Linked DNA regions of Mus musculus: region 1 is linked to region 2. The links are chromatin loops, found by intact Hi-C in ENCODE. Cell type or tissue: left cerebral cortex. All regions are shown on one strand. Each heading gives the region's core, and the rest is flanking DNA. Links, peaks and the distances in the headings are about the cores only. Region 1 has its middle 82 kb from the start of Gm34297. Region 2 has its middle 37 kb from the start of Gm34297.

Evidence for each region. Peaks named below come from ENCODE experiments on the same cell type or tissue, not always from the same donor. Only the 100,000 strongest peaks of a DNase experiment are listed, where the experiment ranks them.
Region 1: it touches region 2 in a loop (2.0-fold over the local background); 2 of 42 quality-filtered maps call a loop at or near these places.

The regions. Positions count from the first base shown.
Region 1 is chr10:98,611,798-98,628,007 of GRCm38, reverse strand. No RefSeq gene overlaps it. Among named protein-coding and RNA genes, the nearest start is that of Gm34297, 82 kb to the right of the region's middle. In left cerebral cortex, for the core only: no CTCF peak of the experiment used is centred there; a DNase peak (open chromatin) is centred at 8,636.
Region 2 is chr10:98,492,240-98,508,449 of GRCm38, reverse strand. No RefSeq gene overlaps it. Among named protein-coding and RNA genes, the nearest start is that of Gm34297, 37 kb to the left of the region's middle. In left cerebral cortex, for the core only: no CTCF peak of the experiment used is centred there; DNase peaks (open chromatin) are centred at 6,377, 6,804, 7,909 and 8,250.

The DNA of each region.
Region 1 (16,210 bases), core at 4,610-12,609, 120 kb before region 2:
CATCTGGCACAGAGTTTATATTCTGATTGGGAACTAAACTATGGATCAATAGAATCATGCAAACAACAGTAAAAAAAAATCACACCTATGTGAGATTTAGAGAGATTAAGTGTGTTGATACGTTTCAAATGTAGCTTAGCCTTTATCAAACTGAAGTATTTGGTAACTATTACCTATTGAATAGTTAGACATGGGTTTCTCAGCAAGCCCATTTGAGAGACGGGGATGAGAGTGAGCATACATAAGCTGCTGATGGTTATTCTAAGGTTAATTAGCCAGAAGAGTTAGAATGAATAGTGACAGATTCACATTATCTTATTCCCCATTAGGGATGGAGACCCAAGACAGAACTTAGAAATGTCATTGGCTAAAACTGAGTAGAGTAACTACTTTCAAATGGGTCAAATAAGCTTTGAGCTCAGGACCTGGACCAAAGATGCTGGGACATTGGGAAAACAGGAGAACATCTCTTTAGAGACAGATTCAAAAGCACTTAGACTTATAGGTGGACAGGTGCAGAGCTTTCCTGGTGGAGGCTCTTGGATAGGATAGTGGTTACAGCGGGTGACTTCTGCTACATGTTTGGAAGTCATGTAAACTCAGTTACATTTCCAGGGACCAGAAGTTGCAAAAACCATCTTTGAAGAGCTGTGGGAGAAGGACCAGAGCTGTGTTCTGAAAATCCTTTACGTTTTGAAATGGGAGGAATGAGGACAAAAAAAAAAAAAAACAAAAAAAAAAAAAAAACAAAAAAAAAAAAAAAAAACCAAAAAAAAAAAACAAAAAAAACAAACAAAACAAAACAAAACAAAAACAAAAACCCAAAAAACAAAACAACAACAACAAACCCAATAAAACCTTCATGAGCAGAGTTAATGCAGCCACAGAAGATGGGAATTCTCACAGGCGTTCATTTCAAGTTCCCAGGGAAGGGTGACGTGCACAGCGTTTAAGGGTTGTTCGCTTGGCTGTGGAGCATCATTGGTATTCACTGTAAGGACAATTTTAAGGAAGTTGTAAGTTGGCACTGAGGATAATCTGCTCCACAGAAATTGGGTAAGTAAAGAAATTTAAAATCAAGATAATGAAATAATTTGTGCTGAAGCAAGGGGACGAGAAGAGTTCTTAGGGACTCACACTAAAATGTTTGTTCGTGATATGTGAGTACCTTGTATAGTAGCTCGATTTTATTGTTTGGCTAGATTAAATAATTTGAATGGTGAACACACGAGACAGTTTGGGTAGAAGTAATCAGAGCTATACTGAAATAAAGGTCGCTTCTATTTGTTATAGACAATGACCTAATTGTATTCCACTTTGTTCATATTGCCTGTGCAGTGCTAGACTTTGGGTTGACTCATTAAACTAGATGGTACACTCACCTTAAGCTGCTGTGAAGTTTAGGGAAAGAGGATAATTAAAATGTACAATGTTACATCCATGTTCTGGATTGCTTATCTGGTTATGGAACGGGTTTAACATATTCAGGTAACTTCTTAACTTTGATGAAATGACATGAAAACCACTAATTCCCAATTTGTCTCAGACTTGGAGTCTATTGAAAGGACATTTAGAAGACAGACCTAAGAATGCGTCCAGAGGAAGAATGCTCACGGGATGAGTGAGGAACAGTTGAGGGCACGAGGACGCTTCTCAAAGGAGAATCCAACATTTGCCTGGAAGTGAAGGCCAACACAAGGTCAGAAGAACACGGATTATATGTGGGTGAAACCCCATGGTTTATTTACATACCTGTTCATGTATATGGTCCATACACCTACTAAATATTATTATTGTGCACACACTCTGTTGCAGGCATTGAACACTATGGATTAGAAATATCTATATTCATTATCTTAGCTTTATAAAATAGAGAATGTAAGTCTGGCTTCATTAAGAATGTAATAAAGTTTTAGACATTAAGTACCGTTGCCCATGGTCACACAGTCAGTGAAGAGGTGCAGCCAGTGTTCAAATCCCGCCTTGCACACTCTTCTTTTAGGTGTGTAAATGGAACACTGACTGGGGCTATCTAGTCATAAGGATAGGATAAAGCTGGTCTGGAAACTCCAGCCGAATTTCATTGAATTCATGAAAAACAATCCAGTTTTTCTTTACCTTTTATGGAACCTGATATAGAAAGTTGAGGTTGGAGGAGAACCCCTGGAACTTCACATGCAGAAACTGATGCTACAGGTCAGACCACAAATACCCTTGCTGCTCATAGTTGACTCATAATCACAGCAGCATGCTAGGTGTCCAAATCTTCAGTGGACCATTCTGATACTATTGTGTACCTTCAAATGTCCAGACTGGAAATCTGCCCACTTCTCGGTGATTCAACTGTATCATTGAAAAGGCTTTTTAGCATCCCTGGCAGAATCTTCTCGTAAACCTTGGGTGCTTTTAACTCCCGTGGATTTTGTCATGCTAACATATTCTCTCAGTAGACTTCTGCCCATTATGTCTTTGACTGGTAGGTACTTCATTTTCTTTTTACAAGTGGGAAGATACAGCTCTATGGTGCATGGTATAAAATGCGGTTGTTAAAACCAAGAATGATGGCCTGTCAAGATGATCTATATTGTCCATCTAATTGGGAATGTTGTCATTAACATAAAACACTCTACTCAATGCAGGCTTTATGTAGCTATTAAATAAAAACAAGTAAACCTGTGCATTATTATTGGTACCCTGCAAAAGTTGACTGATGCTGGATGTTTGAAGCACTGACATTTTAGTCCGGCGGTACCCATCATGATGTTGTTCAGGGATGGTTTGTGTTTATATGGAATAGAATCTGAAAGCTTCTCAAAGAGAACTAAGCACCTCCTGCCAGCCTGGCCTGGCTTGCTGTTATCTAAGAGACTATTGCTCCTTCCACCGTGGCTAAACTTTCGAAAGCTGCAGAGATAAAACACCAGCTGGGGCATTGCTGCCTGAAAACAGGACAGTAATTGTAACAGACTCGGTGCCTTTGTGAGTTTATTTTAAACATCCCTTAAAAAGAAGGGTTTGTAATTTTCCTTCAGATTACAAGCTGACATTTTGAAGAAGAAGAAGAAGGAAAAAAAAAAGTCTAAGGGAATGCAGCACGTCTGTCTGGTGGCAGCTGATAATTACCATAGTGTGAGTGGGGCTCGATATAACCCAGGCATTTTAAGAAACATGGCTGATTACAGTGCTGCAAGAGTAACTCGGTTCGGGAATTTTGCTTTGTTAGGCAAATTGAACTGTCCTGCATCACCAGTTTCATCTCTCTCTCGCTTCGGATGGTTTTCAACTAGGAGCCACCTTTATATCGGCACTGTCAGGGCTGTTTTATGGAGGGTCTCCAGGTGAAACTCAATAGGAAACACTGAAAGTCTTAAAGGGAAAATCACAAAACTGATTCTTATCTGGGAAAAGTCCTGGCAAGGTCCACTTTGCAGTAGTGGTTTTTGCATTATTTAAAATGTTTGCTTTAAACTTTATATACCCCAGTACAGGGGAACGCCAGGGCCAAAAAGTGGGAGTGGGTGGGTAGGGGAGTGTGTGTGTGGGGGAGGGTATGGGGGACTTTTGGGATAGCATTGGGAATGTAAATGAGGAAAATACCTAATAAAAATATTAAAAGGAAAAAAAAGGAAAAAAAAATGTTTGCTTTACAGAGGACTGCCTGGTCTGGCCTCAGTGAGATAAGATGCACCTAACTCTTGAGAGACTTGAGGCCCCAGGGTATCCTCTTAGAGACAGTGGGAGGAGGCATGAAATGGGGAGCAGTCAAGGGTGGAACAGGAGGGGAATGAAGACTGGACTGTAAAAAAAAAAAATTCCCAAAATAAATAAATAAAATAAAATGTTTGCTTTAAAAACATTTAAAAAAAAAAAACAGAGAAAGACGAATAATTTTTAGCCATACTTGACCCTCCCCCCAAATACCACACTACTTGCCTTTGATATGTGTCCCCTAAGGGAATTTACAGTGAAGGGTTTATGGTAAGTATACAGAAGGAGTGAGAGACAGTGGTTCCCATGAAAGGAAGCTAACTATGGTCAAGGAATATTTTCAACTGCAATCATCAAACACACAGAGATCACTTTTAAATGAGTTGCATAGTAGTTGCATCAATAATTGTATGTGTGTGTATGGGGGTGGGAGGGGTTCAGACAGAGAGAGAAAGTCAGAGAGACAAATATATGACCAGGATATTTCTGAGCACTTGAGGTTTGGAAGTCAGTCAAAGGTGCACGTTGGCCAGAATGCAGGTTTTAGTAGTTTTCCTCGATATCTTTCTGAATCTTACCTTATCAAGCTTACCAACTGTTACTTCTTATGAGTTAATACTCAACTCTAAGTTTTTAGTTCAAGAAATACTTCAAACTATCCTTCCAAAAAAATGTCTAAAAATACTTCCAGTCAAGAAACAGAACCAGGCTTTGTGGGGTCCAAAGCCCTCTCCCTCTCTACAATGGAGGCAAAGTTATGGATATAAATTGAGATCAACTGCCCTGGAAAGATCCTGAGGGATCTTGAAGTCGAGTTCCATTTGCTTCTAGTAAATCCATCTTTACTTGAGAAAGAGCCAAGATGGAAAACAACCCACAGTTGAAACTCCATTATTTTTGTGTGTTTACAATACTGTTTAAGACAGAGAGGGTGTGCTATTTCTTTGTGACACTTTCTTCCAATAGTCATTGTTGATGCTACTCTATCTTTCCTTAAATTCTATCCCCCGTCCTATCTAGCTCATGTACAAAGGGGTATACTTTGTGTCCCTGCAGCTACCTTTCCAACGTAGCATCTGCAGCACATAGTTAAGGTTGCCTTGTGTTAACATAGCACTAAGTTAGTATTGACAGCTGAATTGTGGTTCCCAAATCCCATCCCAGTTTATGTGATGAAACCCTCACTCCTTTTCTCTCTCTTTTTTTAAAAATGTAATTTAACTTTTTATATAAATCTGTTAACATTTAATAACATATTTTGAGCAAATAGACATGTCACATTCTTCTTTTTCTTTTGTACCTCAACTCCTCCCAGAGAGCCCCCCTTTCAAAACTTGCAGTATCTTTCATTTTTTATCATATTCTTTAAAATGTAAAGACTATTGTAACAATAAAAAATGAGTATTATAAAAGTTGTTTGATATAAAACAACAATCAATTGAACAGTCTTATGTAGATATTTGTCTACAGCAGCACTGAAAATACATACATTTTTCTCAATATAAATATTAAATAACTCCAGACATATTAACTGTATGATATTTTAAAATAATATATCACTATTAATTTTTAATGAACATAAATAGATAAAGTATTTTTGTTTATTTGTTTTGTTTTTAGTAGAGCTTAAAATCTTGTCTCTTACTGTGGTACAAACACAAAATAAGAACAGTTTTTGGACATTCGAGCTCATGGTAATAAGGCTGAAGGCTTTGCTTGATATTTATAATTATTGTATCAACTTTGAAGAAGAGGACTTTATAAGTTATTCTTATTCTGAGATGAATGCTTTTCAAAATCATCACAGCCAATGAACCAGAATCTTACCCTCACCTAACGTCTGTGCCACCCTCCAAGCAGAACCATTGTTCATTGAAACAGTTGATGAATGACTTCATGGATAGACCATCTTAATATACACACCATTTCTTAAATGAATGCAACCTGATCCCTGTGGGCTGAGAATGATGACAATCACTCAAGTCAAATAGCTTTGACCATAGCAGGAAATCTGTATCCAAAAATCATGCCTACAATTCATTCCTTGGCACAGCAGAACTGTCAACTCAGCTTACAGGGGTAAAATCCTTTGGTGATGTGAGGGACATTCAAGAAACCCTCACTCCTATTGTTGAAATGTGACCTTAGTGGGAGATACATGATTTAAAAAGGTAGCATAGAATAAAATAAAGCAAGGTGTCGTTATTAGAGGGAGAAATTTGAACATACCAGAGATATAAATGCAGGTAGCAGGTGAAGAGGCATCAAGTAGACCACTATCTTTAGATCAATAAGAGAGCCCTCAGAGAAGACTCACTGGGTTGGCACCTCAATCTTGAACTTACACTCAAGCTTCCAGAGATAGGAGAATATAAATTTCTGTTGTTTAACACAATGTGATTGGTATTTCTCAATTATTATAATTTTATTCTATTACATTCCAGTCATTGGTCCCTTCTTTGTTCCCTCTCCACAGTTCCTCATCCCATTCCTCCTGCCCCTTGCCTACAAAAGGGTACTCCCCCCAGGCCTCCTCCTTCCCTGGGGCCTTAAGTCTCTTGAAGATTAAACACAATTTATCCCACTAAGGCCTGTCCAGGCAGCCCTTTGCTATATTTGTGCCAGGGTCCTTGGACTGGTTCATGTATACTCCTGGTTGGTGGCTCAGTCTCTGAAAGTTCCCTGGGATCTGGGTAAGTTGAGACTGCTGGCCTTCCTATGAAGTTGTTCTCCCCTTCAGTTTCTTCGATCCTTCCCCTAATTTAACCATAGGGGTCCGGGACTTCAGTTCAATGGTTGGGTTTAAGTATCTGCTTCTGTCTCAGTCAGCTGCTGGTAAGAACTCTCAGAGTACAGCCATGCCTGGCTCTGGTGTCATAGCATCAGTAATAGTGTCAGACCTTAGTGCCCTCTCATAAGATGGATCCCAAGTTGGGGCAGTCACTGAACCACCTTTCCTTCAGTCTATTCTCCATTTTTGTCCTTGCAGTTCCTTTAGAAGTCAAAGTATCACTATTTGCAGATGATATGATAGTATATATAAGTGATCCCTCAAATTCCACCGAAGAACTCCTATAGCTGATAAACAACTTCAGCAAAGTGGCAGGATATAAAATTAACTCAAACTGTAGCCTTCCTTTGCACAAATGATAAATAGGCTGAAAAAGAAATTAGAGAAATAACACCCTTCACAATAGCCACAAATAGTAAAAAATATCTTGGTATAACTCTTTCCAAGCAAGTGAAAGATTTGTATGACAAGAACTTCAAATCCCTGAAAAAAGAAATTGAAGAAGACCTCAGAAGATGGAAAGATCGCCCATGATCATGGACTGGTAGGATTAACAGAGTAAAAATGGCTATCTCGCCAAAAGCAATCTACAAATTCAATGCAACACCATCAAAATTCCAACAAATTCTTCATAGACATGAAAAAAAGCAATATTCAACTTCATATGGAAAAACAAAAACAACAAACAAACAAAAAACAGGATAGCCAAAATAAGTCTCAACAATAAAAGACCTTTTGGGGGAAATTAGCATCCCTGACCTCAAGCTGTACTACAGAGCAATAGTGATAAAAACCACGTGGTATTGCTATAGAATCAGACAGGTACATCAGTGGAATAGAATAGAAGACCCAGAAGTAAACACACACACCCATGGATAATTGGTTTTTGACAAAGAAGCCAAAAGCTTACAGTGGAAATAGAAAGCATCTTCAATAAATGGTGCTGGTCTAACTGGCGATCTGTATGTAGGAGAACGAAAATATATCCGTAGTTATGACCCTGCACAAAACTCAAGTCCAAGTTGAATAAGGACCTCAACATAAATCCAGACACACTGAATCTAACAGAAGAGAAAGTGAGAAGGAGACGCAAACTCATTGGCACAGGAGGAAATTTCCTGAACGGAGCTCCAGTGTCTTAGGCTTTTAGATCAACAATCGATCAATGAAACCTCATGAAACTGAGAGGCTTCTGTAAGGCAAAAGACACCATCAACAGGACAAATTAGCAACCTACAGTTTGGGGAAAAAACTTCACTCACCCTACAGCCAACAGAGGGCTAATATCCAATCAAAAATAAATAAATAACTCAAGAAGTTAACCTCCAAAAAACCAAACAACCCAATCAAAAAAAAAAATGGGGTATAGAACTAAACAGAGAATTCTCTACAGAAGAATCTCTAATGGCCGAGAAGCACTTAAAGAAATATTCAAAGTCCTTAGTGATCAGGGAAATGAAAATCATAATAACCCTGAGATTCTACCTTACATCAATCAGAACGGCTAAGATAAAAAACTCAGGTGACAGCACATGTCGGCAAGGATGTGGAGAAAGGAACACATTGCTGGTGGGACTGCAAACTGGTACAACCATTCTGGAACTCAATCTGGCGGTCCCTCAGAAAAAAGGAAATAGTGAGGAGTATTTTTTTTTAAATAATCTCTAGTGGGCTAGTACATCTACCTACCATTTATTCAGGAAGTTGTTACCATTCAACATCTTCACTTCAATGTCTTTTAAAACATATTTTTGTTTCCTTCCTTCCCTGGGACAAAAAACGTAGGGAAAGGGGATAGTGCTGAAATCAAATTAGTGTTTTGATATTCACCCAATATTCCTTATGTTGCTGAAGAGACTGAGGTCACCTTAGGATTCCTAGCCTCATTAATACAAAAATACTTAAAAAAAATTGACTCAGAAGCAAGGTTGGGAACGATTTTTTTTTTTTTTTTTTTTTGAGTTTGTAGAAAACTAACAGACCAGGCAAGCTGGAAATGTCCACAGTTGTGGAGCCGAGTGGGTGGAGAAAAGGAAGGAACTCCCGCTCTTTGAGTTTGGGTCCAAGAGAGCTAGTGTGCTCAGCATGGAGGCCTGGAAACAGCTGCATGGTGGAAAGGGAAGGGAAACTCAGAGAGAGAGAGGGTGGGAAAGCTCAGCGTGCCAGGGAAAGATGCTTGGGCAACTGGCCAGTGTGTGAAAGGGAAGCATAAGAAGAAGTGGAAGAAACAGTTACACTTTCTTTGTGCGCTAGAGCTCTCTTATAGGACGCCAGAGAAGCCAATGTTCTAACCTTTGGAGAGCAGATCGGAATGTCGCGTCTCCACTCAAGGCCAGAGATTTCGCATTCTTTTGACCAGGAGGATGTAGCTTTCCATCGCTGGGCCTCAAGAAAGTCTTGGAATTGGCGTCTTTTCCCATTTTAAATCTACGGAGAATCAACGGTTGCTCCCTGTACCCTGGATTATTTGCTGCCAGACCCTACCTGACCTTGGGGGTTGGAGGTGAGCTGGCACAAAGTCAACAACACAGACTCCGGGAGGAGATGAGAAACGCTATAGCTGCTGCTAGCTCCTTTAGTACCCTCCACCTGTGCCCCATAAGTCCCAAGAAAGCATCTCTTTTAAACAGCAGTTCTCGATTATCTGGCATTGTCTGCGCCAGCAATCCTTGGTCTCTCAGGCAGTCCTCAATTAGGTCCTCCTACAAGAGACGCCTTTGCAGCTGCTCAACCCCTCCCGACCCCGCAGCGTTTAAGTAGAGGTAGCCTCCACTGTTCCTCTTAAAAACTGTGCTCTTTTCCTTCCTAGTATTACCACCGAAATGGGATGTGCTGTCAAAAGCCAGTCATGAGGGAAAGGTATTCAAGGCTATTAGTCTCTCTCTAGAACTATAAGAGAAGAAAGAGTATTTAGAGAGAAGCTTATTTGATGAAGGGTGATAGCTATATGTATCTGGGGTATAATGATAAGATTTAGACAATAGTTATGGAAACTTGCTAAGGGGCAGTACTAGATTCTCTTCTAAGATTGTGACCTCACTAGCCCAGGGTGGTTGGTTAGGTTTCCAATATTCTAGTACAGGTGTGATTTCCCACCTGTTGAATGGTCCTTAAGTCTACTTAGACAGCCACAATCATGTGAGTGTCACCATTGTACCTTTACAAATATCTGTATATCTGTAATGAACATGCCGGTCATTATTTCTGTTCATAGGTTTCATAGCTGGGTAAGATTATTAATTACTTCCCTCAACAACTTGCACAGTGCTTTTTTTTTTTTAACTCTGTGAGCCAGACTGTAGGGTTGAGACTTTCCGGTTTGATCCCCCATGAATCATCTGAGTCTTGTGTGCTGTCTCTAGCAGTAGGGGCTCAATGGAGACTATTACAGTAATCTACAACTGGACACAGTGCAAAGAGCAATGGATTGTGGGGATCCCAGCCCCACTGGATACATAAGCAGCACAAGCCTTGCATCTTTGGTTTGGGGAACATGGTAGAAGAACAGTCAGAAAGATGGTCAGATCTAGAATGCCAGGAATTCTGATGGCCAGCTGCTTAATGAAATGGCTGCACACATAAGACCTAAACAAGGATAATATCGATAGACACACTACAGTGGGAGTTAGGAATTTCATGGCATCTCATTCTTAGACAAAGAATTCCAGGCAACCAATGACTGCTGAGAGGGGGAATTAACCTCTCCCGGGGATGAGCCCCTGACTAAGGTTATCCAATGCAAAGTGGTCAACCCCCAACCATATACAGAAGCAACAAAAATGGACTCAGCCGGTTACAGTTACATACTCACACTCATACACACATACACATATATGCATGGAACAATGATCAAAGAGAGGCTATCGATTTGAGAATCATAGGAAGGACAGGAAAGGCGTTGAAGGAGGGAAAGGAAATGGGAAGCTGGAGGGAAGAAAGGGAAGGGGGAAGTGATGCAATTTTATTTTAATGAAAAATATTCAAAAACTAAATGAAGTATTCTCTGTTCTTCAAATACACCAGACATTCTTTTCCTGATGAAAATAGTGAGTACTTGGTCCAAAGCATATTTTATACATGGGACTGTATGGTAGGCTATTTGACTGTTGTTTGAAATGGGAGAGTCTCTTGAAAGTAAAAAGCTCTACAGTTAGTGCTTAAAGATGAGACTCTTGGAACGCTGGTCCATTGAGTCCACTGTGCACAGGACAGAAGAGTAACAAGGCCCACAGAATCAATTTGGTAATGTCTAGGCAATTATAAAAGGCTATCCCATGAGTGTAATAATCCAGGAGTACTCATTTTTATACACAGTTGTCTAGTAAAAGCATATCAAAAGAAGAAATGAACTGGTTGTTCTTACAGGAGACCCTATCTAGCTAGCAATTCCATGTGGTAAATTGGAATTTTGTTTTCTGGGTATATTTTATATTCATCTGGAAGGGTCTTATCCATCTATTGCACTATTCACTAGCTTACCAGACCACATTCTATTAAACCAGGCTTAGAGAATTGATAGGCAAATGCTCTACCATGAACTAATAGTACCAGTGAAAAGAGGAGTCCACTTTCAAATTCTTCCTTTTCTACCTTCTCATCATTGTGGTGAAGGATAGAACCTGGCTCATGAGACTTGCTCCAGAGAGCTTTCTTCCCATCATTTATGCTCCACACCTGATCAACATCAGTCGAACTGCCTTTTATATGATAAATGTTGTGTTAGTACTGGAAATGTGGTCATATCAATAAAAACCAAGACTTCCAGCACTTACTGCATCTCCATTTCCATAGCTTGCCCATTAGTTATTTATCTCATTGGCCAAGAGTATTTTTTCCTACTTTGGCTTAGAAGGGATCTTTTTTGAACTTTCCCTAGTACTTATTTATGTGAATTTTGTACAATCTTGTACATGTACAATTAAAACCTTCCTCGGATGCCCAGTTTAGGTTTTCCAAAGAAGTATGTCACCATAATCTGCAAGCTCCTGTGTCTCCTAATTTACAACCCTGGGCATCATCACACAAATCAAAGTTACAGAAATCAGAAGAGTGTGTGCCATGTAAACACATTTAGTTCATTCTTGGTCCACAAACACAGTCGGATATGGAGATTGATGTAAAATTTTCCCCTGTGTTGAAATTCTCTAAAGCTAATTCTCTAAAACCAAACCCACAAACAAACAAACAAACAAACAAACAAACAACAGCAAATCAAAACCAACCAACCAACCAACCAACCAACCAACCAACCAACCAACCAACCAACCAACAAACCAACAATAAAAATCCCAGAACAAAACAAAGCAAACCAAAAACTACCAGCAATGGTCTATAGGTCATTGTTGTTTGATCTTCCATTTTTCTCTTCCTCTTTCCACCAATCAAGGGAAATTTGACTTGCCTGGGCTGTATGCTTGTGCCTGCTCTTTCCCTCATGATCCTCGCCCACTTGTCAACACACTTAGGTTAAGTTATCAATCTCTGATGTGCTACAGTTAGCATTCTTGCGGTTCATATACATATGTAACTGTAGGTTATGATATTAGAAGAAAAGAAACGAGGAAAACTTCCAATCTCAAGCTACCTCATCCGTTTGCTTTGTCTGCCTCTGTAGATTTTTATCCAAGAAGGGAGCTTGTAAAAAAGACTGCCCGAGGTGGAAATGGACAGAGGCAACCCCTGCAGAGGTGGCCTTACCTAACAGCATCACCTCTCAGCAGCTAGGACCCCTGTGAATTGGATAACTAGGCTGTATGGCACAATTGCCTGGAGGCTACAAAAGCTAGACATCTGACGATGCTTTCTTGTTTCAAGGATATGCCTAACCTACTTTAAAAATATCCCTTTAATGAGGACTTTAAAGGAAGTTCCTTTCTGTTATGAGGTCTATGGATCCTTAAGTAGTTAGTTTCTTTGTTGGTTTGAGCGACTTTGAAATATCATGATTCTGTCTCCCCAACATAAAGCTTTTTCCTCTGGCTTGTAAATAAATTAATATTTTAAGAAGACCCATTTTCTACTTTTAAACACTACATACTTGCAATTTCTTCATGGAGGCTGAAGGAACATTTAAACACAATTCTATGATACACATAAATACTGCTGGCAAGGCTTTTATGGATACAGATGACTCTGTAAAGTATGTACTTTCAAGAACCCTAAAGATTTGTACATCTGCATAAAGACTTAGTCCTGCTCTGTGGGGGAGGTCTGATGGGGAACATGAAATCTTTATCTGCTTCTATCCTTGTTTGACTTCATGGGAAGCCTGATGAAAAAGTCATTTTTACTCTGTGTAGATCTGCTAGACTCATAAATTCATCAAACATATGTGTCCTTATAAGGAAGTTTTAAACCAATAATTGCTTGTCTCCAATGCAATGTATCTTCCTTTCTGTGTGTGCACATGCATGTGTACGGGTTCATGAGCATGTATGTGTAGGGATTTGTGAAAATCCTCGGTGCACATCTGGATGGAGACCGGACAACAATCTCAGCTGTTGTTCCTTAGGCACTGCCTTCCCCTCTCTTTGAGCAGGAACTTGCTGACAGACCAAGTGCTTAGGAATAGCCTATTATGCCCCTCCCTCCCCCACCCCCACAGCACTGAGATTCTAAACTTATGCTACAATGCCTGACTTTTTAAAATTATGTAGTTTGTAGTGCTCAAACTCAACAAAGCAAGCACTTTATTGACTAAGGTATCTCCCAGATTTTAATATACTATTCTTTATGAGAAAGCACATTTGATGATAACTACAAATCTTTCTAGCCTATTTAGATAGATTCCCCAAACAGGATCATTTTAAAGACCTGTGATATCTTGGGTTTTAGGCTCTGAACCTCCTTTTCAACATTGTTAAAAGAACCCTGACACAGGGAGATGGGGACTTGGATTCCATGTTTCATGAGATACATCTTGTCCATGGGATAACTGTGAACAAACCATGGGGCATCCCCAAACGTTAGTCTCATATTTGCAATGTGAGAGCTGTGTTGTACTTTTATCTATACTCTTAATCTCTTCCAAGGCTGTTATTTTTCTTGTCTATTGTTTTGGTTTTTTTTTTTTTAATTTTTTGATTTGCTTTTTTTTGAACTTATTAATTTAGCAATTATACAGCATATGGGAATTTATGTCTTTATCAGGACAATTAAGTTCCTCCTCCATAGTAGCTTTGCAGACTTACTGTCTGAGGAGTTATAAGTGTTCAAAGGAAATAGCCAGGGTGTCGGATCTTTCATACATCTGTCCTTGACAGGTCAGATATAAGGACCCTCCTCTGTGGATCGTTATCATTTCCAGAGTTCATTCCTTCAAATGTGAAAGGAAGATTGTCCACTCTGCTACACTTTTGTGTGAAAATACCTATGGAGAGAAAGAACTTCATTCAATATTTAGTTAGACATAGTCAGTCCTTCAAGGATGGGGTGGGGGAAATAAAAAAGAATGGTCTGGCTTTAAGCTAAGTATTTACCTCTAGAGGCAAACAAATCTCAACCCAAGAACATTTGCATATGGCATTTAAGATGATTGCTTCTCTCTGTGTGTTGTGTTATTCCTAGGTACTTAGAACCTATCAATTTGCAAAGCCAAAGTCCCTTCTTGGAACTTATATTTTACCAAGGGTCTAAGGGATGCATGCTCTCTATAATAGTGTGTGGAAGATGAAGAAAAATCAAAGGATGAGTTTGAAGAGGAAGGTTCTGGTTTTAAATAGACTTTCAGGTAGGTTGTACTGGGAGGTAACATTTTGTGCTAGAAGGGAGGTAGGGAGGGAATTATAGGAGATAATCAGAGATATTTTCTGATCAGAGGCAAGAGAGGATGCATACATTAAAATCTCACAGTACACGAGTGACAGCTATATCTCAGAGGCTGGTGTGACTCTACAGAAGAACAAAGAAGAGGTGAGGGGCAGATTAAATAGGACATTACGTCCAATGCCTGCCACTTGCCTCTTTCTTCTCTGCTTAGTTACAGACCTATTTTCTTCCCAGACTCCTAACTGGTAAAGGTGCTTCAGGCACCGCAAATGCTGTTGCCATTTCTTCTGAGTGAGGTGGGGAGAGGCGCAGTAAAGTAACTTCTATTCTAAACGAATCAGTCCAGCGGCAGCACCAAAAATAGTTTGTGTAAGAGGAAAAGGTGAAGCTGGGTCAGCCTGTAGGAGGTCACTCCCGTATCCAGGTGAGGCCCATCTCCTAGCATCCACCTAGTACTCCAGATTACACATGAATACACCATTAGAATTGACCACCATTAGAAACACATCCTTGCCACAGCTATATGTGTGCATTTGTGTGTTTGTGTGTGTTTAGATGTGTGTATTTGTGTGTGTGTGTTTGTGTGATTCTGTGGACGCCATCTCTTCTATTTTACCATAGATAGGGCCATAGGTAGTCTCATAAGAAGTCGTTTCTCTTTGCCTGTTCTCATTTTCCTTAAATGAATCCTATATGTTACCACCATGGTGACTCTTACTTCTAAATAGAATTTTAGAAATTGAGCTAAATATTCATGAATTATTAAAGGCCATCCAGTTGTCCCACCCACACATCATCTGGTTTCTACTTTAAGAATGAAATGCATTTTTAAGTGTTTCCTTCTTCAAATAAATACCTTAATGGTTCTACTATATAAATTTTCTTAGGTACAAAGCCAACGATAAAAGAGTAAGATGGTAGATATGGGTGGTAGATATTAGTCAGATATTGCATAATTGCATATCAAAGTCCACACTGCAAAGGCTAATAGATTGGTCCTGTGAAGGCTCAATGCCCCAGTAGAGGGGAATGCCAGGGCGGTGAGGTAGGAGTGGGTGGGTGGGTGGGTAAGCACCTTCATAGAAGCAGGGGGAGGGGGAATGGGATGGGGGGTCGCAGAGGGGAAACCAGGAAAGGGAATAACATTTGAAATGTAAATAAATAAAATATCCAACACACACACATACACACACACAACAATAAAGACATTCTGAGAAACTACGGAATAGAATAGAGATGCTGTATGTGTCGATTTGTTTGTGTTTGTGTGTATGTGTGAGTCTGTGGATGCCATCTCTTGTATTTTTACCATAGATAGGATCATAGGATCTCTTTCACATTTACTAAGCAGTTCATCATAGCCACCCACTTGTTTTGGAATGCAAATAGTGATATTCCCTAGTGCAATCAGAGGCCCTAAGTAGGACATCATCTACTGGTTCCAGCTAAGGTGAGGACTCAGGTTAGACCTCAGGCTATACTTATAGACCCAGTCTATAGTCACGTGTGTGACTTACTTCCCCCAAGTGTACTTTTCAGGGCTCCTTGGAGATGGAACTTCTCATTTGAGATGGAATTTCCTCATTCGGAGTACATGCTATGTTCTAGGAGCTGTTCCAGGAAATTAAGTGCCTCTCCTTGCTCTTCTCTTTCTTCCTCACAGCCCACATCTAATCTAGTCTGTCAGCACTATGATGACAAAAATACATCCCCCATCTGACAATCTGGGATTTCCCTTTAGTCTAACCCCCACCCCCCATCAGACCAATCTTAGGCTTTTCTAATTGTCTACTGTTTGGCCTTTCCGGTTCTACCAGTGTGCCTATAGTCAGTCAGTCACCTGTGACTCAAAGTTTTGTAGGGGATTTCTTTTGCTATATCAGGAAAGTGGTCACCCTTCTCAGCTGGGAGGGTTCCAGGGAGCTCCCCTTTGGTGGTTCCTCA
Region 2 (16,210 bases), core at 4,287-12,286:
TGTGCTTTGACAGAAACGCAAGCCCCCTCCTTGAGTGTTGGATTACGTGTGTTTACACTAGTCCTCCCTTGGGATTTCTTTTTTGGGATACTGATTTGGTAAGGAGGAAAATGGCCTTAATTATTTCCTCTCTAAAACTCTGTTAGGCACCTGCATTGAATACAGGTGTTTTGTATTTAATTTACTTAAAGAAACAAAGGGACCAGCAACCAGTACTATTGCCATTTTTTTTCTATTAACTTTATTAAGATGAGAAAGCATGTTTTTGTGGTCTCAAGTAGTGAGAGCAAAAAAAAAATTCCCTTAATATCTACAAAGCTTAATATTCTCTCTCTCTCTCTCTCTCTCTCTCTCTCTCTCTCTCTCTCTCCCTCCTGTCTGTCTCTGTTTTCCTCTCTTTCCTCCCTCAAATTGTTTGTTGTCTATAGCTTTTTCTATAGAGATGGCCCCTGTGAGGTTTCTCCCATCTACGCAAGGATGCCGACTCTTGTTGAAATGTTCAGGTCCTGTTTAGGCAATCATGTTGTTGAGATCTCATAGATATTTTCCCGTCATAGTGAATGTTATCCAATAAAGTGGTCAGCTCAAGACACATATCCATGCAAGGAACACTGCACGGACTCATCAGTGTGTGTGTGTGTGTGTGTGTGTGTGTGTGTGTGTGTGTGTGTGTGTGTATTAACAATGGTTAAAGAACAAGAAGTTGTGAATTAAGAAAGGAGGTTGAACATAGGAGGAGTAGGAGAAAGAAAGTTGTAATGAGATTTATAAAAGACTCTTTTTTTAATGTCTAAAGTAAACACTCACAAGCACATACACTCGCTAAAAGCTCCTGAGGCCAGCAAAGGCTTACAGAGTGAGGGCATCTCACAATGAAATGAAAGCTTAAATCTAAACACTCTAACACTGCATGTGTTCATCTTCCACAGGACATTATACCATGTTAGGACAATGTGTTTAGCTGTCTTTCCTCTGACAAGATAGAGTACAACTCACGAAAGTACGAGAGGGGGTTACTATGTTGTCTTAATTATATCTTTATACACATTAGATGAGAGCATTGCTCTATAGAACACTATTCCTTGGCAAGACACAAACTCTTCAGTGTAATTTTACCTTTGAAGTCCCTTGTGCATATTTTTGAGACAGTTCATTGGAAACTTTACCATTATTTCTACAATTTAGATAATAAAAATATAAAGTGCTTCTCAAATAACTAATTTCAGGAGTCAATTCTAGTCGACTCCATGCTGAAAGTGAAATGTGTTTAATTTTTATGTTTGGTTGGGGCCCTGCTCAGATAAAATATTACCTAAAACTAGAATCATGACAAAACCCACATAATCAGAAATATTCATTTTCTCAAAAAAGCCCTACTTATTTGAGATGGTAGCTGGTAATAAAAATGGCTAATATGAGTGCAATGCTTACTGTGATCTGGGAACTTTACAACACTTTAAATTACTTCTCTTTCAAATGAGAACCTCCATACGTAGAAACTATATAAGATGAGGAACCTGAACCATGTCCTCACGGTGGCTAATTGACAAATGGAGATTGAGATATGTTAGCCACTCTTCTATCTTTGGTTGTGAGCCTAGCCTTTAACAGCTTAGCCATCTCTCCAGCCCTTGTAATAAGAACATATGCTCCACTATGTTCATAGCAGCCTTATGTATAATAGCCAGAAGCTGAAAAGATCCCAGATGTCCTTCAGCAGAGGAATGGATACAGAAAATGTGGTACACTTACACAATGGAGTACTACTCAACTATTAAAAGCAACGACTTCATGAAATTTGGAGACAAATGGATGGAACTAGAAATTATCATCCAGAGTGATATAACCCAATCATAAAAGAACACACATGATATGCACTCACTGATAAGTGGATATTAGCCCAAAAGCTCGGAATATCCAAGATACAATTCACAGACCACATGAAGCTCAAGAAGAAGGAGGACCAAAGTGTGGATGCTTCAGTGCTTCTTAGAAGTGGGAACAAAATATTCACAGGAGGAAATATGGAGACAAAGTGTAGAGCAGAGACTGCCCTACCTGGGGATTCATCCCATATATAGTTGCCAAACCCCAACACTATTGTGGATGCTGGGAAGTGCTTGCTGACAGGAGCCTGATATGGCTGTCTCCTGAGAGGCTCTGACAGAGCCTGACAAATACAGAGGTGGATGCTTGCAGCCAACAATTGGACTAAGCATATGGGGGAGTTGGACAAGGGACTGAAGGAACTGAGTGGGTTTGCAGCCCTGTGGCAGGAGCAACAGTATCAATCGGCGAGTCACCTCCCCTCTCCCCCAAACTCCGAGGACTGGACCACCAACCAAAGAGTACACATGCAGGAACCCATGGCTCCCGCTGCATATGTGGCAGAGGATGGCCTTGTTGGACCTCATGGGGAGGAAACAGCCCTTGGTCCTATGGGAGTTTGATACTCCAGTGTAGGAGAATGCCAGGGCAGGAAGGCAGGAGTGGGTGACTGGGTGGGGGAGCACCCTCATAGTGGCAGGGGAGGGAGGATGGGATAAGGGGTTTCTAGAGGGGAGACCTGGAGAGAGGATAACATTTGAAATATGACTAAAGAGAAATCCAATAAAAAAAATCCAGTAGTTACAATTTTGCATCACTAACAGTGAACTTCTCCCAACCTTCTGCAACCACAACAGCATCATGTTCAGGCACACCTCTGAAGTTCCTCTGGGGTGTACCTCCTTTGGTTTCAGTCTCCAAAGCTTGAATTTAGATTTCGATGAGGTTGGGGTTGGGTCTTGGTAAAAATTTCAGAGCAAAATCCCCACTCGTAAACTTTTCAGTTCTGTGGAATGAAGTTCTGAGTGACAGATGACACTGGGCCATCGTGCATTTGTTACTGGGAAACAATTTCAATGTGACCGCCATGATGGCAAGGGAAGTCCTGACATACAAAATAGGGAAGCTGGGAATTCATCACAGTAAAAATGGGTGGTTTACACTTTGATCTAGCAGGTAACTTCGTTGCAACATTTTTCAACGTATTGAGCAGAAATAAAAAAAAAAAAGAAAAGAGCAAGGAGTCTTTCCATGATTATAATACATCAGGCATATGACAGATGACGAAAATTAAGGTGGTTGGTTATTAATTAGAAATATAACTCAAGAAAAGTAAATTATAAATTTACAGAGATTAAAATGATGAGCCACCAAACTGATACCTCAGAAATGATAAGGAACCCTGGAAACGGTGGCATATCGTAGCAGGACGAGATGATTTGGCTCAAGGTAGGAAGGCTGATGCTCTTTTCTAGAAAAAGTAACAGCTTGTACGTCAGAAAAATCACTAAAAATGAGCTGATATGAAAGTGGGGTTTACAGGCGTTTATATCATTGGATATAAAAAAAATAGAAGTGAAATTATGAATTCAGTTACTGAGGAAGGTCCTGAAGCCTTAGCCCAGAACCATCTGCAATTCTCTCTCTCTCTTTCTGTGAGTGTGTTGGACGAGTGAAGCTTAAGTTGTATTAAGTAAAGTAATTCTATAATTCTATGCCTAGATGTTGAGAACATGAACCATCGTGTATGATGGCAAGATCACCTATCAATATTCTTGGGGTAGAAAAGAAGCTTATATACTTTACACCAACCCTTCTGTGATTGAGGAAGGCTGAGCCAATGGTAGGGCTGCTGTGTGTATAGAACGAGAAAGGGAGAGAACACAGTGGCCAACTAAGCATGGTGTTGATTTAACCTTCATAGGAGATAGTGAGCAAACACATTTGTTTTACATATCATGAGCAAATACACAAAGGTGACTTCAGTGTTTGTTCACGATTACAGAATCAGGAAAGGCTGCACATGGCTTCAAACTTGAGCTTTCTTTGACTTGAGTCCTTTTTTTTTTTTTTTTTTTAACACTTACATATTAACCATGGCATAGGCTAAACAGAAAGGTCTAAAGGAAAAAAAAAAAAGAATATTCACCATGAAGCTTAGCTGCAATGAGAAACAAGAGGAAACTTTCTTTAAAACATGTGAGGGAAAAACAAAACGAAATAAAACAAGGCAACCAAAAGAACAGCAACAGAGTTCTCTTGGAAAACTCCCTACTTCCTATTCCTTCTCACGGGAGAGTGGAATTTATTTGTTTCAGGATTTCATAGAGTTTGTCCTTGACTTGCTTTCCTTCAGTGTGGAGAGACACTTGAGCTATTGGGGATGTCCTTAGATGAGCTAGTAACTTGTGATGTATGGGGGAAATCCTCCCATTTCCCCAAAGCAGAGGTCTAGAAGCAAGTTGAATCCTCCCCACCCTCTTGGGATATGACCATAGCGTCTACAACTCATAGAACAAGGAGTCATTGGAAAAGTGAATAATGACATCATGTTTTCTATGTTTCAGGGTCTGGGACTTTCTAGACGCAATAATTAATCGTACCAAGCATGAAAAGTACTAGCTTGAATTTCTATAAGAATATGATGAAGTGTTTTAATGTTGTGTTATTTAACCTTCAAAAGAAAAAATTTCCAGCTGCTAATAGTGTGCAGACCAGAGGGGTTGGGGTGGGGGTGGGATAAAACTGAATGACATTTCAGGACTTTAAGGGACTGTTTTTCAATAATACTGTGTCAAGTTGAAAACTGTCCCTACACATCTCCAGAAGATGCCCTTGTGCTAATTAATCTCTGGGTTCTGTGACTGTTAGCTTTCAAAAGGACATCTAGATGTGGTTCAGGCACTACATCCAAATGACCAGATCCCAAGTGGATTTTCTAGATAGACTTTTGATGTTACCAATTTCTTCCTTGTATGTTTTTAATGTGTATGTGTGCATGCTCCTGTGTACAAGTGTAGAGTCATGTACCATAGCACATATGTGGAAGTCAGAGGTCAACCTCAAGTCTTGGGCCTTGCTTTCTGTTTTGAGGCAAGGCCACTTTTTGGTCCCTGTTGCAGTGAGAAACTTAGTTAGCCTGGGGATGTCTGGAGGATGTTTTCATCTCCCTTTTTCTTATTTACTGTAGTCAATTTGGATTACAGATAGGCATCGGTGCCTCCAGTTTACCTGGGTTCTGGACAACTTGACTATGTGATTGTTTCTACGCTGGGTGCAACTTTAGATCATCAGATTAAGATAAAAAAGTAAATGACTCATTTTCACCATTGAGTTTGTGGACGAATCCATATATATTCTAATTTGAATCAAATGGCAAAACCAATTTCTTTGAAGGAACAGTTTTTGCTATGTTAGTGTTCAAGGCTGGATGAAGCTGCTAAGTTCGTGCCTGGTTCCCATTCTGCTTTCCAGTTTGCACTGCAAATGAAATTTCAGAAAGACTGTTTTCTTCTTTGTTTCTCTGGGAGTTGGCCCAGGAATGGTTAAAAGAGTCCCCTTCACTAGTAAGTAACATCGATTGTGACCCAGAGTCACATTGGAAATCCAAGACTGAGGCACCAACTGTCAGTTCTCCATTGCCCTACCTGTCATTCAGTCAAATATACTTTCTCGAGGTTGCTCAGCCTCTGCTTTTAATTCTAGTTTCCATTCATGCTACAGAGGAGACGCTCACTGGCTTGTCTGGTGGGCATTTGGCTTGTGTGAGTTGAGATTCATGAGTTCATTGGAATGAAAGGAGACATGGGCTAAAACCAATGCAAACATTTTTGCTGATGCTTGAAACAACCTTAGGACCAAAAAAAGTTTCTACTTGAGTTTCCCTTGGGACTAGGGACTGAGAAAGATAGAAAATAGCTATTCTTGGAAATCCAGCTACTGGGCAAGTGCCACAGGCCAAGGGACTGAGAAAAACTTAAAGTCTCCTCTTCTGTCTAAAAGCAGAGCTCATTCTGATAGGAACTGCTAGGCCAGGCTTTAGAACTTTTGATGGCAGCTGAGGGAGGAATAAAAAAGAGAGACAGACTGAGAGACAGAGAAAAGAAAGGAGAGGAGAGGAGAGGAGAGGAGAGGAGAGGAGAGGAGGGGAGGGGAAGGGAGGGGAGAGAGGAGAGAGGAGGGAGGGGGAGAGGGGGGAGGGGAGAGAGGGGAGAGGGAGAAAGGGGAGAGGGGAGAGGGGAGGGGAGAGAGGGGAGAGAGGGGAGAGGAGAGGAGAGGAGAGGAGAGGAGAGGAGAGGAGAGGAGAGGAGAGGGAGACAGGAGAGGGAGGAGAGGAGAGTAGAGGGAGAGAGCACTGGGAAGAGAGAAAGAAAACTAATGGCTCATGGAATCTAGTCCCAGAATAGCTGCCCAGTTTAGCTCTCCCTTCTGAACACTGCTGATTTCCTGGAAGCCCTCTCTCCAGTTGATGCCTGGTTATTCTTGTGTATTTTTTTCCTAGTAGAAATTATAGATGTTATTAAAGGATAGGGTCTGCCTTGATGTTTTTAATTGCAACAGGCTATAGTGGTTTAGGATTTAAAACATTGTTTCAGTTTCTTTAAGAGTGTTGATAAAAATTCAAGTGCTGTAATTACCTGGTCATGCTGAGCACATTACAGAATCGTCCTGCAATTGTAGGTAATTGCTTTGACACCTTTCCTTCAGAAATTGTTTAGTTTCAATGACCACTTTTTATTATCTTTGTCCTATCTCAGTATGATGCTACAGCGAAAGTTTTATCCTCTGATTACAGAAAACTTCAGTTTTCTAAGATGCTATATTTGCTGCTTGGTGAGTCACACGAAAAACCCTCAAGCTCATAAATGCTGTTCAAAAAAAAAAAAAAAAAAGAAGAAGAAGATCAAGGGGAAAATCATGGTCACAAACTGTGCCATCTCTGAAAACCTAAAATGGGACAAAAGATGGAGCATCTTTGTTCGGGACTCGTTTGAACCTGGCTGTTCTTACCAGGCTGACAGATGGGTAGAGAATTCACATTGATTTTTCCTAGGCAGAAGAGAAGCTATATACATTGGATCATGTGCTATTGAAAAACCTCATCTTTGGCTTAGGAGGTTGCTCAGAAGGAAAGAATGATTGCTGCCATAAGCATGAGGTCCTGTATTTAAATATATTATTCACAATATCTATGCACATATAAACACACATAGACACAGACACACAAACACAGAGACATACACATATATATACAAGCACACACAGATACAAACACAAATACACACACTTACAAACACTCAAGCACACATATGCACACATACACACATGCACACAACACACACACACACACACACACACACACACACACACACACACACATTCACACCCATCTCATTTAGCCCAGGATAACCTTGATCTCGAGATATAGCTCACTATGTAGTTGAGTCTTTGAACATCTGATCATTTGGCCTTCTCCCTTTTGATTGCTAGGATTGTTGGCATGTTCCACTATGCCCAGTTTTTAACAAGATCCTGTGCCTGTATGTCTTAAGGTAGTAACCCAAGTAGGAAGGAAGACAAGAATATTTGAGAGGATTTATTTCAAATGGTAAAGATGGGATTAGACCGTAATGGTAAAATGGGCAGAATTAAATGAACTAGGTAATGTGCGTACATAGCAGTGTGCAGTAGATAGGCATTGTTAAAATGATCATTTTGCTTGAACTTTATATTATAGTAAAGCCATGAAGTCATTGAAACAATTTGGGAGTGAAAATGGGAAGTAGCACAAGGTGTAATGACTATTTTGATAGTCCTTGTCTTTGAGTAGAAATACTTTCATGGGGTCAAGAAATGAAAGAAGAAATGTGTGTTGATCGTATCAGAATCACATGTCTTGGTGTGGTTTTGTTGGAAAGTTAAAAAAAGTATAAAGAATACTCATCACTTCAAGTCACTTGCTCTCTCCCCTGTGAAGTCCCTCAAAATCCAAATGACACATTACTCAGAGGAGAAGAGAGGGATTTGAGCATCCATGTGGGAGAAACTGCTGAAAATGAATGCGCTCCTTAGTTGGGAAACTCCATGTATGGAAATACTCGGAGGTTGTTGACAGCCAGCCATCAGAATAGGGAACACTTTGTAGGAATCATTTCCCAGTCAGCTGGAAGGATCTGTGCGAACATTCCTCTCAGGTTTACCTCAGACACCCTACACTTACCGAAACTTTTTGTTCTCTCTTTCTATAATTCATGAAGGAGGCATATATGTTCCCCAGCTACCCTTCATCACTAAATTTGGGTTCTGAAAGTTAGACAGATGAGGGAATGTCAGCATCTGCTTGGGTTAATTCTGGAGTCGGATAGTGTTAATGCTGACAGGGAGCTGCATATAAGGAGAAGCATTAGAAAAGGACACGTTGTAGCTGGGAATAAGCTTGACCCCGTTGCCACCCAAATTGCATAGCTCCCATTTTAATCATTCCCTGAGTAAATGGTAGAAAGCAATTATAGTAAGTGCTCAACTTCATCACTTCGCATCTATACACAGACCCTTGAGGCTTCACTTATATATTTCATCAAATTATTCATGATTATCCGCCTTGCGGAAACACATCTCTCCTGAAAAGATCTGTAAATGGCTCTCCTTCTCGTTTTCTGGCTTGCTAAAACAATTGTTCTGTATTTCTGGGATTTTCTTTCTTTCATTTTTTTTTTCCATTTTGAAAAGATGTTCCTTTACTTAAATACAAAACACATGTACAGCACCCAGGTATCCAAGTTAGCTTAAAATTATATGGCATCTTCCCAATTACAGTTGAATGTATCTCTAAGCGCTGAAAATAAAGGGACATACATCCTCCACAGGGAGACATCACACTGAGAGTTGCATGTAAATTCAGAGTTATGCATGTATTTAGTCTCCTTAAGTTAGGCAAATAATTTAATCAATCACTATGAATAAATGTTGCTCTTATATAACTGACTTCCTATTCTGAACCAACTAGCAATACAATTCAGAGAAACATTATTAGATCCAGTCACAAAATGATACTGGAAATGAAATTATTGTCAATATTCTAGATGATTAAAAAGTCTATTTATAAGTAGATGCTGTATCTTATGACCTATCATAGCAAAAGGAGCAGTTCAGTTCACTGTAAAGAAATTTATTTTCTTTCTTGTTTTTTGTTTTTTTGTTTTGTTTGTTTGTTTGTTTTCGAGACAGGGTTTCTCTGTGTAGCCCTGGCTATCCTGGAACTCACTCTGTAGACCAGTCTGGCCTCGAACTCAGAAATTTGCCTGCCTCTGCCTCCCAAGTACTGGGACTAAAGGCATGCACCACCATGCCCAGAAATTTATTTTCTTAATGTACTTTATGGAAGTTTGAAATTAAAAATAGAAAAGAAACATTAAGATTAAAAAACCCTACTCCATTAAAAAATGAGCTAAACAAAGAATTCTCAACTGAGGAATACCGAATGGCTGAGAAGCACCTGAAAAAATGTTCAACATCCTTAATCATCAGGGAAATGCAAATCAAAACAACATTGAGATTCCACCTCACACCAGTCAGAACGGCGAAGATCAAAAATTCAGGTGACAGCAGATGCTGGTGAGGATGTGGAGAAAGAGGATCACTTTTCCATTTCTGGTGGGATTGCAAGCATGTACAACCACTCTCCAAGTCAGTTTGGAGTTTCCTCAGAAAATTGGACATAGTACTACCAGAAGATCAAGCAATACCTCTCCTGGGCATATATCCAGAAGATGTTCCAACTGGTAATATGAACACATGCTCCACTATGTTCATAGCAGCCTTATTTATAATAGCCAGAAGCTGGAAAGAACCCAGATGTCCTTCAGCAGAGGAATGGATACAGAAAATGTGGTACATTTACACAATGGAGTACTACTCAGCTATTAAAAGCAATGACTTCATGAAATTTGGAGGCAAATGGATGGAACTAGAAATTATCATCCAGAGTGAGGTAACCCAATCACAAAAGAACACACATGGTATGCACTCACTGATAAGTAGATATTAGCCCAAAAGCTCGGAATATCCAAGATACAATTCACAGACCACATGAAGCTCAAGAAGAAGGAGGACCAAAGTGTGGATGCTTCAGTGCTTCTTAGAAGTGGGAACAAAATACCCATGAAAGGAGTTACTGAGACAAAGTTTGGATCGAAGACAAAAGGATGGACCATCTAGAGACTATCCCACCCGGGGATCCATCCCATAATCAGCCACCAAACCCAGACACTATTGCATATGCCAGCAAGATTTTGTTAAAGGGACCCTGATATAGCTGTCTTGTATGAGGCTATGCCAGTGCCTGGCAAATACAGAAGTGGATTCTCACAGTCACCTATAGGATGGAACACAGGGACCCCAATGGAGAAACTAGGGAAAGCACCCAAGGAGCTGAAGGGGTCTGCAACCCTATAGGTAGAACAACAATATGAACTATCCAGTACCCCCAGAGCTCGTGTCTCTAGCTGCATATGTAGCAGAAGACGGCCTAGTCAGCCATCATTGGGAAGAGAGACCCCTTGTTCTTGCAAACTTTATATGCCCTAGTACAGGGGAATGCCAGGGCCAAGAAGTGGAAGTGGGTGGGTAGGGGTTCAGGGCAGGGGGGGTATAGGGAACTTTTGGGATAGCATTTGAAATGTAAATAAAGCAATTATCTAAGGAAAAAAAAAGAAAAAAAAAAGAAAGAAAATGTCAGCTAACCTAAGCCAAGTAGATACTCAAAAAAAAAAAAAAAAAGATTAAAAAAACCTTATCAGTTGTTTTCAGAATGACATGCTAATTACAAGTCATTGGGTGTTCCATAGTACAAATAGCTATAATTCGTCTTTTTTGTCATTTATTTATTTACACCACAGATTTTATTCCTTCCCTCCACCCCATCCACCCTCCAACTGTTTCACATCGCAGACCTCCTCCTCAGCCCCTTGTTTCCATGAGGATGTGCTCACCCACACTCCCACCAGACCTCTAAACTCCCTGCAGCCTCCAGTCTCATGGGGGTTAGGTGCATCTTTCTCTGATTGAACTTAGACACGACAGTCCTCTGCTGTATGTGTGTTGGGGGCCTCATATCATCTGGTGTATGCTGCCTGGTTGGTGGTCAAGTGTCTGAGCAATCTCAGAAGTCCAGGTTAATTGAGAATGTTGGTCCTCCTACAGGGTTGCTCTCCTCCTCAACTTCTTCCAGCCTTTCCCTAATTCAACAACTACTGTATTCCAACAAAAGGAATTAAGTTTTTCTCCATTATGAAAACTATGTAAGAAAGCAAATTTTCATTTGGAAACAAAATAGCATCATCATGAGTGCCACCAGATGCCTCTCATATAGACTGGGATCACCTCAGGAGTCTTGTGTCTTACTAATCATGACTTATGCCTCCATGCTGCAAAGAATCATTTCAATGTGTGGAGGGTTTCTTTTAGTCAGTCATAAAAGTGACACAGTCATTAAAGCCTGCAGACCACAACAGCAAAGGTTTTGACTTTTGAAAAGAAAATGATTTTTTTTGAAATTGAAATTATTATTCTTATAAAATTGGTAATTATGATCATTAAAGAAATAGAGAAATAAGCCATCATCTGTGATCTGAGTCTTCTGACTCTTGCTCCAATTTTAATAATGAAACTATCTGCCTATAAAACTTTTTCATAGACTCTGCTAGTCAGAGTCTAACACAGAACTTTCAAAGATTTTTATACTAACCAAAGCTCTACTAACCAAAGAGATTCTACTAATGAAAGTTTGGGTTTGGGAGAAAAAAATCATTTAAGAGGCAAGCACACTAAGGTTTTACTTATATAAAACTTATATATACTTATATATAAGGTTTTACTATAGGAAGCTTCTTTTATTTATCTTGGAAATCAAGACCACAGCTTTACAGGAGTAGAGTTTGAAGAGAACCTGTGAATTCATTCTCTCCAAACACAAGCCCTATATGATCTCATTCCAGGGACAAAAACCTTATGGTCAGCTTTATTGGAAATAACTTTTGCAAAAGATGACCTTTAATCCTAGGTTTTATTACTGTCAAGATCTGCGACTTCATTGTGTGACCTGATTGTGTCCTCCCATGTGACTGACAGTCTATCCCATGTCAAGATGATTTGCACATTCACACAATTGACCCCAAGGAATGAATAACAGATGACTCAGTCCAAACCCATGCCTACTCCTGGAAAATGTGGCTCACGAATGCATTCTTTATTCAGAGATATTTTGTAGCGTTTTATAGGAAGGAGGTCGGCATATTACTTGAGAAAAGATTCATGTCACATTTTGTTTAAAGATTTGTTTCACTATTTCAGAGTCACACTTCAGTAGGCCGGAGTATAATAGCTTTTTCTTGGCCCTTGAAATGATTCCTTCCCTTGTGCTTCTTGGAGAATTGAAATGAGTTGTTCACAGACACCTGTGAGCATTAAGGAAAAATGACCCAGTTCTTGAATAGTGCCAATATTTCCTTCTTAGTCATTCTTATCAGGGTAAGTGGAAGCCATTTCTCTGCAAGAAACTCTACTGAACATTCTTTCTGTCAGGTCACACACTCAAGCCTGATCAGCCTCTGGTTTCACTGAGGCATCTTTATACGGAAGTGTCTCCTTCTTTCTCTCCCACCGGCACTACTACTGTGATAGTTGATCTGTTTTTATTCCATAGAAGTCCGTGTTCCTTTTCACCCCTTACTAGGATCTGTGTGGTTCATCTGGACCCTTACTTTAAGATTTACCATAGGAAGACTGGAGAGGCAGCTCAGCAGTTAAGCACACTTATTGCTCTTGCAGAAGGCCTGGGTTTGGGTCTCAGCTCACGACAACTAGTAACTCCAGCTCTAGGGGATCTGGTGTCCTTTTCTGGCCTCACTGGCACCAAGCACACATGTGGTGCACATATGCACATGGAGGCACTGATGCATGGGCATAAAATAAAAATATTAAATCCTTAAAAAACCCTTTACACTGAAGATACCCAGTCTAGTGCTGAAAAATAGATATAAGTACGACGGTAACAATGACTAATAAAAACTGAGACCACGAATTTGAAAGAAAGCAAGGGAGAGTATGTGGGAGGGTTTGGAGGAAGAAAAGGAGGGAAGAAATCATGTAATTATATCATAATCTAGAGGTAAATATGCAATCTTGGGGCTGAAGGATATGGGTCATTCTGTAAAATGTCTTTTGTGCAAGCCCGAGGCCTGACTTTGGGTGGATGATACTCAAGTAAAAGAAGGTACACAGCTCCTATGTACATAACACAAGTACACACACACACACAATCACACACACACACACACTATACACACACACACTATATACACACACACACACACACATACTAAGAATAAATAGGTAGCTTAAGGTCATTTGAACACAGAGTAGCTAACCTAAGACTGGTTGCTACATATGCCAGATATGGTTGTAATTTTTTACACATATTAACCCACTTAAACTACAATATTTTCCAGAAAAATGTGTTACGAATACCTCCATTTACAAGTGGAGAAACCAAGGAAGAACAGGGTTTCATAATATGTTAAAAGTTTCCTAGGTAGTATATTGTAAACCAGGTCAGGTCCATATATATATGTATATAATATATTATATGTATATTTGTAAAATTTGCAAGACTTGAAAGGCATGTTTTCAAGAAACACTGATTAATACAGTCTACTCCATAGACAATATGTTGTGCTAGTCTTTGGAATTTCATTAATCTGAAAATTTCTATATAAAGACCATTAAAATTTGTAGTTTCTTTTCATGGAAAGAAAAAAAAAAGAGACAAATCTACAAAACCATTTTCTCTCTAATTGAGCTCAAATCAGCAGCCATACATCCTAAAAGTGTTAAGTTATGTTATTTTTGAGAAATGATGTGACATGCCCTAGATTTCAAATGCAGATGCTGCAGACAACCGAGTAAATTTCTGAATCAAAATCGCTATATAGGACATTAACAGGCAGGAACTGGGGTGGAGAGGCAGTACCCAGCTCTGTGGTTGGGATCCTGTCTGGAATACTGCCACCTAGCGATGCTAGTCCGTCATCTGCCCCCTCTTCGGAAGAATGCTCCTCACTGTGGCTTCTTCCCCCCTTCGCAGATATCCTAGTAACGGATTGTTCCTGCAGGGTTTTAAGGCCACCCACCCATGCTTTATAAACATAATTTACAAAGGAGGACAGACCGGTAGGATTGTGAAAGAGAGGGAGATGAACAGCAGAGGATTTATCAAGAACTCGTAAGCGCCCAACAGTCATGTAGATTGAAGAGAGGAGAAAAGCATGGAAATTAAGAATAACGGAAATAGGGTGAATAAAAAAATATTCGAAGAGAAGACGAGATGAGGAGGGATTTCTTCTTGTTGTTGTCTTGTTGTAAAATGAGAAATAGAAGTTAAAAAGTGGAATTATGAAGTTAGTAAACAAACAAACAAACAAACAAAAAAACCATAGGGACAAATACCAGTACGTATAAAGAATGACAGAAGAAAGCAGCCGAATAAACTTAGCTATTAATGAGAAGACTTGAAGGTCTCTTTTTAAAAAACAATAAAAGCAAAGTGTCACATTGGTTTCTCTTAAGTATAGTTGAACATTTCCAGTATCCTAGAGGAAGAAGTCATTTCTCTTGCTGTCTCCCCTGTGTAATGCTAATGGCCTTGTTGGATCTTGCCACTTGCTTCATTAAAATACTGGACACCTTTTGTGCTCTTGAGTTGCTGTAGAATCCACACACAGAACCCAGGGAGCATAGGGCAGCCCATCCCGAGAATTTATTTAGGGAGTTCTGGTTTTCTAGCATTCTTTGTAATGCTACTAAGCAGCTAGCCATATTTTGGGAATATACATTGAGGAAGATTATCAACTTTTAGTTATTTTTGTAATTCAAATCAGGGTCACTAATATATAAAAATGACAGCAATAGTGGTTGTGATAATATATTTCTCTGTTCATGTTTTAGAAAACACGTAACTCCACATTATCTTCTGTTCTCTGAACAGCCACATTGTTCAGTCATGGCTAGGGGAACCAGTCTCTTTTCTAGCCACGACATTTGAGCTTCGAGTATAGAGGACCTCTCCAAAGTTCTTACTTACTAAATGCCTTTTTATAGGATCACAAAACTGGGAAATAATGTTTTATTTTCCCGTAAAATTCAATAATGCTTGAAAATGACATGCATGACGCTGGGAAAGAGGCATTGTTACCTCCTACATGGCTGGGAATGTCTCTGGAGGAGGCCTGCTTGCTGCCCTCTAAGTTATTTCATGCATTAGAAGTTTTCTCTTTGGACCGTAGGAGCTGAGAAGGAACACATTCTTCTATGGTAAGATTCGGTTTATTACCCTTTCCAGTGTTATATCTGTGTGTACTTATAATTAAAGTACATCGGTCATATAACTATTTGAATGTCTTGTCTGACAAAATAAAAACCTGGCAGGGATAGAGGATAGGCCAGATATTGAAAGAAGCTTCATTGATAAGTTCTTTGAAATGGCACATTGAAAAGAGTCCATTCTTTCAACTATTGAATCAAAACGTGATTTGTTATCAACGTGGTGTCAAGTCGTATATGCTAAGTGTTGAGGACAGAAGCTGGACACCACCCTGTTCTTATAAAAGGTCTAGCTTCGACGTGAATGCAGGAATATCCATCCACTTAGCTTTTATGCCACAAAGGCTACTTACAACCACCCACGGATGACTCCAGGTCAGAATTACCTTTGTTCTAGTTCAGATGAAAGTAGCCCTATGGCAGATCCTCCAGTAGGGGACATCTCCCTAACCTCTACAATTGAAAACTAGGACACTTACCTTTGGTTTTCAAAGGAGTACTGTTTGACTTCTATCAACTTGCTTTTAGTGTGAACCAGAAAAAAAATGACCTAGTTGACTGGTTTAACCAAAAATAGATTGAAACAGTCATGTAAATTTATAGGAAAAATTTTGGTCAGTTCAACTTGCTTTTCCCAGACTCTGTCTCTCAGAGCAGCAACCGTCAGTCACATGTCCCAACTTTGTAGATGAGAAAACTGCTGTATAGAAGGGAAAACAGAAGCGATGAAAAGATAAATTAGAATTTTTCGGTAATCCAGGCAAGAAGGTTAATGACTCATTTCAGTTGGCGGCTGTGAACATTGAGAGAGAAGATAGAAGCTAGCAATAACCAATGTAAAATTTGCAGTGATTGGGAATGATTGTTAGAAAATTAGTGAGGGAGGGAGGAAGGAAGGAGAGAGAGAGAGAGAGAGAGAGAGAGAGAGAGAGAGAGAGAGAGAGAGAGAGAGAGAGAATGTGAGTAGTCTAAAATTGTTTCATCTCCAAGAACATTGTCCATACAA